Regions from separate parts of the Homo sapiens genome. Here region 1 is linked to region 2. The links are chromatin loops, found by intact Hi-C in ENCODE. Cell type or tissue: Calu3. All regions are shown on one strand. Links, peaks and the distances in the headings refer to the core of each region. The heading gives the core; the rest is flanking DNA.

The links. A loop is a pair of places that touch in the nucleus more often than their neighbours do. Peaks named below come from ENCODE experiments on the same cell type or tissue, not always from the same donor. Only the 100,000 strongest peaks of a DNase experiment are listed, where the experiment ranks them.
Region 1: it touches region 2 in a loop (5-fold over the local background); 17 of 110 quality-filtered maps call a loop at or near these places.

What each region holds. Positions count from the first base shown.
Region 1 is chr7:88,833,004-88,837,417 of GRCh38, reverse strand. All of the region lies in intron 1 of ZNF804B (zinc finger protein 804B), which reads right to left. Among named protein-coding and RNA genes, the nearest start is that of TEX47, 39 kb to the right of the region's middle. In Calu3, for the core only: no CTCF peak of the experiment used is centred there; a DNase peak (open chromatin) is centred at 2,077.
Region 2 is chr7:88,241,211-88,245,624 of GRCh38, reverse strand. No RefSeq gene overlaps it. Among named protein-coding and RNA genes, the nearest start is that of SRI, 23 kb to the right of the region's middle. In Calu3, for the core only: a CTCF peak has its summit at 2,115; a DNase peak (open chromatin) is centred at 2,064.

The DNA.
Region 1 (4,414 bases), core at 301-4,300, 590 kb before region 2:
TAATATCACCACATCCTTATCAGAAAAATCTAAGTATTGGGAAGCTCTCAACTCACAGTGGATGTCACACAAGTTTTCCAAAATTTCGATTTCATTTGACAGCTTCAATTTTATCACTGGCAACAAATATTGATCACTTATTTTGTCTTGAAGTTACAGGATCACTTCTTTCATTTTAAAGTAAATGTTTGCCATATAGCCAAGCATGAATAACCATAATTTGTCTGTCAGTTACTCTTTACAAAAAAAAATATATTGTGTACCATGAAGAAAGGGGATTGTTTAGCTCTCAACTCAATCAATTGGACAAGTGCTTTTTTGGGGGCAACCATCTTATTTTGATATGCAGCAGAAAAACTTTATGAGGACTTCCTATTTTGTTACAATAATAGTAAACATATATGTCCTTTCTGGCTTGTGGCAAAGAAGAACTAACAGAAAATAGTTTTGCCCTCCCTGAAACAAACAAAAGAAAAACCAAAAACTATTAATCAAGGTTTTTCAAAACACTGGACATCAGCCAACAAAGAACAGAGTTCCTTGTCAGACAGGAAATAAATGAAGTGATTCCTACATCGGCCCCCTGTTCACTCCTCTGAATAAGGCTGATGGACTTCCAAAGGTGAGGAGACTTGGAATCCAGGTGGCAAGTGTTTGCAGGACAGAATACTGGGAAAGAGCGAATTGCATAGAGAGAGAGAGAGATAGCATGCTCTGGAAATCTGCATAGAGACCCTCAAGTATTCAGTAGAATGTTGATCAACATTCATTTACTCATTTGTGCATTTATACATTTTTATATATTTATAATTTATTATTTCTAGTATTATGCCCTCTAAAGGGTAAGTATTTGAAGTAGATACTTCGTTTAGCAACTTCCTAGAATGATAATAATTTTACTTAATTTAAAAATAGAACTCTATCTGAATGTAAATGTTATTGTTGTTCTTGCTTGACTACCAAGTGATTCTTTGTGTAGTCCAGAGTGATTTGATTTGCTGCCCCATGGGACTTTTAAGTCCAAGCCTTTCACATCTTTTCCAGAAAACATGTGATCTCTACTTTTGAAATGATCAATGCTACCTCATTATTCTTGTGTTGTTACCTAGTCACTTATTGTGATTCAAAACTTCTGTGGAATTTATCTATAACTTCAACAGAATGAGAATCAAGGCAATTTATCTACTAGAAAATGAAGGTTCAAGTCTGCCCCAACAATTCTTCTTTTTGGAACCTGGCTAACCTATTATCTCAAAACGTGGTGTTAACTAATTAATGTGTATGACCGCCAGAGGTGATCAAAGGATCACCTTGATCCCTTGTATATACCTTGGCTGTCCCTTTGATACAGTATCTTTCTAAGTGGTTATCATATACCAGGATTGTTTAGTAAGAAAATATCTGCTACAACATCCTGTCATTTATAAATTGTTTTTACCTTTACAGAGAATGTTTGGCTCACTCAAATTTAATCCTCTTTACTCTTTCCCATAGACTAGCTACACAAAGATGCACAAACACATATACATGCACACAATCTGCATATGCAGAGCTTATATGAGCTCAAATATTTATATTTTCTTTTTCTTTTAGGTATTTGCTTTCATTTTGCTTATAATTAATAACTATATATACATGAAACAATCTTAAACACTGAAAAAGGATATATGTATATGCATATATAGAATACCTGTACACACACATTCTACATAGTTGATAAAATAAATAAAAAGCAAATATCTACTATCGAAGTTACCCTTTCTTGGCATCATAACTACACCATTGCAAATTTTATTGTAACTTTTCCTTTAAATTATATTTTGAACTCATGGCTTTTTACAGATTCAAATTATTTTCATTTGAATTCAAGCTTATTTAAGCTTACATTTTTATCCATTGGCCAGTGATAGCCTTCTTCAGTGGGGTTCTTTGTCCATTCAGGAATAGGTTTGATATATTTAAAAACACTTTTTGCTTTTTGCAATAATAGAAAATTCTGTGCTCATTCTGAATGATCTCTCCTCCAACAACAGAATGAGATCTCTAAGAAGGCCTGGTTCCCCTTTTTTGACGGGGATTAAAATTCAATATATCGACACAAGGGGGCAATCAGGAGTACTGGTGATGTGAAGGTGTAGCTACTTCTATTGCCAGCTTCAGAAGCTTTCAGCAACAGAGATAGAAAAGTGATTTCATGATCTTGGGTTCACACTAACTTCTAAAAATTAAAGCAGTATGCTACTGTATCCTGATTTCCTTGCAGCATGTAATTTTATTACCACTAAAAAATGTTAATATTACCAATGTGTAAACTCCAATTTTAAAGTAATATAAAAATAGAATAAAACTCCAATTGATTAAAATACAATGAGTACTACAGTTCCGTTCGTAGGAGACCTCTGAAAGTTCAGTAGTGTCTTTTCTATATGAGCATTATTTCCTTGTACAAAAGAAAATGCTGCAGAAATCCAAAGAGGGCTGGTGCCTTTCATAGATGTCAAAATTCTGTCATATGTTGTTCTGGACATTTTGCAAGTGAGTATTTCATCATACTTTTATTAAGAATGTATTATTTTTATTTTTTCCCAAGAGCTACATTTCTAGCAACCAAAGTATCAAAGTATAAAGAACAAGGAGATTGAATGGCGAAAAATAGTTTGGCAAACAGAGCATCTGACATCAATATAGCATCGTTCAACTTAAGGTGATGTTTTGTTCAAACTACTTTATTGGGATATAATATATATATATAGTAAAATATATACACAAAGTGAGCGTATAGTTCAATAAATTTTGACAAATATAAAAACCCATAATACCATCACGCCAATCAAGATAATCTATAAATCATTATAAAGTAAATCTCAGAAGGGGTTCATAAGTTTCTTCAAGAACTTTCTATTACTTTAACTCCATTATCCATTATCATGTGCGTTTTCAATTCTGCATTCACAAGATTATTAGAATTACTTGTCTTTTAAGCAACTGGAGATGACTAGTTTTTCTTGTATAGACTATATTGGAATTCTAAAGCACGAATTAATATGTGTGATCAGCTTATTGTCTTAATACATAATACTAGGTTTTTAGCTACACTCCTGGTTATAATAGCTGTAACAGTCACAATTCAAAAATAATTCGCAATATAGCCTACATTCCTTCATGTCATTCGTATATTATTACATTTGGTTAAAATAATAGTTACCTATAAAGGCATTTTGTGTAAAATTGTTTTAACAAAAAATAATTCCATATAGAACAGCCATTTACTCTCAAGGTAACTTTAATTTCTGGAGTTCTAATTCTTTCTGATTATAACCTCCCACTTGACCTTATATTTCAAATACAGGCTAATCTGCTTGGAGTTCACTAGAATGCATTTAAATTCCAAATAGATGCTGAAAACTAGCCCCATTTCTGGATAAGAGCTTTCTCTGTAATTGTTTTTTCTTTTTTTAATTGTACTCTACCTGAAAAAACATCTGATCTCATTTTCTGAATAGTGTTTCTGATAAAAAGAAAATAAGTAATTTTGGCATAAGTATAAAAATGCACTAAGTTACATAAATCTACTGGAAATTTGGACCTAGCCTTGATCTTGTCACTAAAGCCTTAAGAAAATCACCCCAAGTCTCTGGTTCTCAATTTCCTCACCCTAGTGAAATAAATTCACAGAGATGCAATCAAATTATTTGAGAAGCTTGGCTTTCTCACATGAGGTCAATAGACTTAAGGCTCTCCATTAAGTTAATAATAAAACAAACATTCAAATATGATGGCAACTGATTTTTTGCATTATATTATTAGCAGAAATAATGAATTGCTCTTCTAGAACCAGTCTCTTTCAAACTCGCAGACTCTAAATTTTCCTATCTTTTACTGGTCCTAAAATTTATTGAGGGCCAAGTCCCTGACTTTCTACCTTCTTCATCTTAATATTGTAACTCCCTAGCAACATGTCAGATACATGTAATCACTTGACTTTTTTGTAAGAGCTAAAGAACCTGTTAACCCTCACTACTGCCTTACAAGACAGCAGTTTTCATCCCATTTTACGGATTAGAAAAATAGAATCAGAAAAGTTAAGTAATTTCCTCAAATTCTCACAGTAAATAACAGAGGTGAGATTGCATCCTCAAATATTCTGAAGTTAGAAAGGGGAGATAACTAGTTAGAAAAACAAACCTCTTTTTCCTATCATCCTTGAAACTGATTAATGTCAACAATACTTACTTTTTTTTAAGCGGAAGATAGAATAGCAAAAAAAAAAAGCAGAAAGGAAATATTGAAAGAGGATATAAAATATTAAATTGCAAATTTATATTATGCAAATATAAATTTACAACAGGTTAAAAAATAAAAGCATTCAATAAAAACAATCAGATTTTAGCATGAAGACGACCATTCAAACTGC
Region 2 (4,414 bases), core at 162-4,161:
CCAGTGGTTACCAGCAAGTGGGGAAAGGAGAAAGTGGAGGGGAAATAGGGAGGATCGGTCAATGGGTATAAAGTTACAAATAGATAGGAAGAATGAGTTCTATTGTCTTATTGCACAGTAGAGTGAATATAGTTAACAATAATGTATTGAATATTTCAAAATAGCTAGAAAGAACATTTTGAATGTTCTTACTACAAAAAAATGATAAATGTTTGTGATGATGGATATGCTAATTACCCTGATTTGATAATCACACAATGTATATGTGTATCAAAACATCACATAGTACCAAATATGTACACATATTTATGTACGTATTTGTATCTTATGTACACAAATATGTACAATTATTTTGTGTCAATTGTTTCTTTAAAAAGCACCAAATGTATATTAATTACATTACTAATGATAGGATGTCTTCATGACAGGAATAGAGAAACAAACTACACATGTATGTATAATAGATGGAAATATTTAGAGCTATAAAGGGGCCTAAAGAGTTAAAAGGATACCTAAAAATATATGGAAGAATATACAAAATAAATGAAGGTACACAGTGAACAATAACTTTGTCTTGTCTATCCTATGCCCTCCCTGTACCTCTAAGACTATTCTACACATAGTCCATGCTTGTAAATATTAGTTGAATAAAGAAATAAATGTAGATATATGCATGTGTGTATATATAAGGGTATACACACATACACAGACACACACATAACATAATTCTGAAGTATTTATAGAATTCAGTCATTGATCTGCTTTGAAATACAGGATAAAATAAGTTGTTTCTCTGATTTAGGAGGACAAAGGTAGAAAGGAAATAAAATCTATACTAACAGGTTACCCAAATGTTAGAAATATACAAATGAAATTCTTCATATATGATTTAAAATAATTTTTAATGCTAACTATGTTTATGTAGTTGAATAATTTTTTCCATTAGAAAATAAAAATAAAAACTCATAAATAGCCTGCGGGAGGAAATTGCATATGTGACTAACATAAAAGCATTAGCTTCTGAGAGATAGCTACAGAAAGGCTTTGCTGCTTGCAGGATGTCTAATCAATCAGATATCTCAGGATAGACTTTCCAAGTACCTGCTTGGAAATTTGATTATTTTTTCAGGTCTGTTCCTGTGGTTTTAATTAAGCTAAAGATCATATCAATGTTTATACTTGACATAAATGATTCCATTTCCAACTGCTTTCCAGATTTCTAAATAGCATGTGCATCAAGGATAGAAGACACTAAAGGTTACATATCATTTCACACAGAGACTATCCTTTTCCCATTATACATTCTTGGCATCTTTGTTGAAAATCAACTAACTGTAAATGTGTGGATTTAATTCTAGGCTCTCTATCTTGTTCCATTGGTTCGTATGTCTTTTTATGCCTGTATTATGTTGTTTTGATAAATCAAATCTATTTTAACCGGAAAGTTCAATCCATTTAAATTGATTGTGATTACTAATATATTTGGATTTATTTCACATATCTCATTTTATGTTGCTTTATAATAATAATTTCCCCTTTCTTGCCTTTTCTTGGATTAATGGACTATTTCCCCTCATCCCATTTTTGTTTCCTGTTTCTGCTTTGAAAGTTTATTTTGGTCTTTATAGTAGGTACCCTAGAAATTGTAATATGCATATTTAACTTTTTTGAATTTTAAAGAGAATCAACATTTTTACTCTCCTTCTAAATAATACAAGGATTCCAACCACCATCCCCTTCTACTTACATGGGGTATTGTTGCTTGACATATTTCTGCTGCCTATTTACTTACTATCTCTCAGCTCCAATCCTACTCTGTTCTACTCTGCTCTGTGCTGGGACTCTGCGGAATATCTTTCCCAGACTCCCTTGCCCACTAACTGCCTATTGTGTTTTGTTACTAGGGTTACATAATGGGAGTGAAAGGTGAGAAAAGAGGAAAACAACATTGCTTCCAATTGTTCCAGTTCTGGTCAGTGTTGCCCATCAGTAGCTTCATTGGTCCAGCCTTCAGCTTTTTTCAAAACTCCTCTAGCCTTAGCAATTTCCCTCAGAGCAACTAGCATCCTCCAGTGGCACCCACTGTGAAATGTCCTTGTTGAAGCTTACTGTAAATGCGAAAACAAATGAGTGAAAAATGCAAGAAAGGTTTCAAACCAAATACAATGTTATAATGACACCTTGTGGATATGGGCAGTATACCACTGACCAAGCTTCAGTGAAATGCAACATTAGCTGTAAAATCACCAAACATAAAATACTACACATTTTGAAACTAAAAACTAAAAATAAAAAAAAGCTACTTAATGTAGAAAAAAATGAATAACAAATAAACATAGAGTAATAGAAACTACAAGTTGGTGATCTCTTTTCCATATTCCTGTGAGACACAGCACTAGATCACTCCTTAAAGACTCGTTTTCTTCCATTCAATTTACTGCCATTTTAATTTTCCCGAGTTTAAGGCCTCCTTTTTCTTTTCTTATAAATCAGTGTTTTTCATCCTTTTCTGAGAATTAAATTTTTTAATGTTCATTATATATATTTTTTTCTAGTAGTGTCTTGCAGAAGTCTACATTAAAAATTTCAATTTGTCAAAAAAAAAAAAAAAAAAACCCTGAGGTTTTAGCAACCTATCTTTGTAAATTAACTGTTTTTGTGTGAGGTAATGAAATTAGCCCTGATATAATCACAGTGTATTCATGACTTTTTCTAATTTTTCTAAATTTTGCCTTTTGCTAATAACTTGTTTTTTAATAACAACCTATTACTTTTTATGATGTTTGTGTCAGTTACCACTTAAGCAGAATCTAATCGCTTTCGTATTCTATAATTAAATTAATGTGGACATTTAGTACACTATATAATATTATTAGAAAACAAGAGATTTGGTTTGAGAAGACCTAAATTCAAATCTAACTTGGCTATTTATTAGTGAAACCAGGGGCAAGTTACTTTGACTTAAATTAACCTGATTATAATCATCTGTAAAACAAAGATTATAAACATGAATAACAAATTTTAAAATATCCAGCAGTAAAATGTATATAAAACATTTATATACTGTAAAGCATTACACAGATACAAGTAGTTAAAATAGCATGTATGCATTACATTCAATATTTTATTCATAAGAGTCTACTTTAGAATTTTATGTGAAATTTAAAGTAGCTCATTCCATGCATCTGGCAAACAAAATCATCCCATAATTTCTGAGGATCTGTTTTTTACAAGATACTGTAAGAGACATAGAGGCAAATGTTACCAGTGACTGCCCGAAAGTTTTATAATTTTATTGAGGATTCATGTATACTTGATAAGTTGTTGCAAAAAGAGATTTAATTCATCAAGACGTGATAAGAGCTGTAGTCTTGGGTGACATCACAGAAGAAGTATTCAGCTGGGTATGGAATAGAACACAGATGAGGAAGGACATTTAATGATGAAAATACAGCATGAACAAAGGAATTATTTGGTTTTTCCTTTTCTTAGCACTGTTATAGTATTTCCTGTTAATACAACTCACTTTGTCTCCTAACTATAACTTGTATTGATAGTATTATTATATGTGTATTACATGTGTAGATGTCATGTTTCTCTGTATAAACTATATGTTTACAAAGTATACAGATGTCTAATATAAGTCACTTATTTTACCAGGTGCTGGAGATTTACCATATATGGGTGATTAACCCATTAACAGTGTATGAAAAAGCTGCACCAGAGCATGTACAAAGTACTTCAGGGTCGCAGAGAAGAGGTGATTAATTCTAAGCTTCAGAACAGCGCAAACTAATTTTTGCATTTTGTTCATATCACCCCAGAGCACCAAGCTTTACATTAGCTTTATAATAGGTACTCAAAACGTTAATAAACAGATGAACTAATGAACAAACAAAAAATGCAGACAAGAACAGGCTGACAATCCCATGGGAATTACCCAGACTTGTTGGAAGGAAAAAAGTGGGAAAGTAAATTGGTGCCCAATTTTTGGAGATATGGAATCTTGGATGAAAAAGATTAGACTTGGGCCAGGCACAGTGGCTCATGCCTGTAATCCCAGCATTTGGGAGGGCAGATCACTTGAGGCTAGGAGTTCAAGGCCAGCCTGGACAACATGGCGAAATCCCGTCCCTACTAAAAATACAAAAAAAAAAAAAAAAAAAAATGAGCCAGACATGGTGGCGCGCGCCTGTAATCCCAGCTACCCAGGAAGCTGAAGCATGAGAATTGCTTGAAACCAGGAGGCAGAGGTTGCCGTGAGCCGAGATCACACCGCTGCAATCCAGCCTGGGCGACAGAGCAGAATCCATCTCAAAAAAAAAAAAAAAAAAAAAGGATTAGACTTGAAGTTCTTCAAAGTGTATGGTAAACACAACTCACTTTTATGTACTTCAGGGGAAACAAGAAGTGA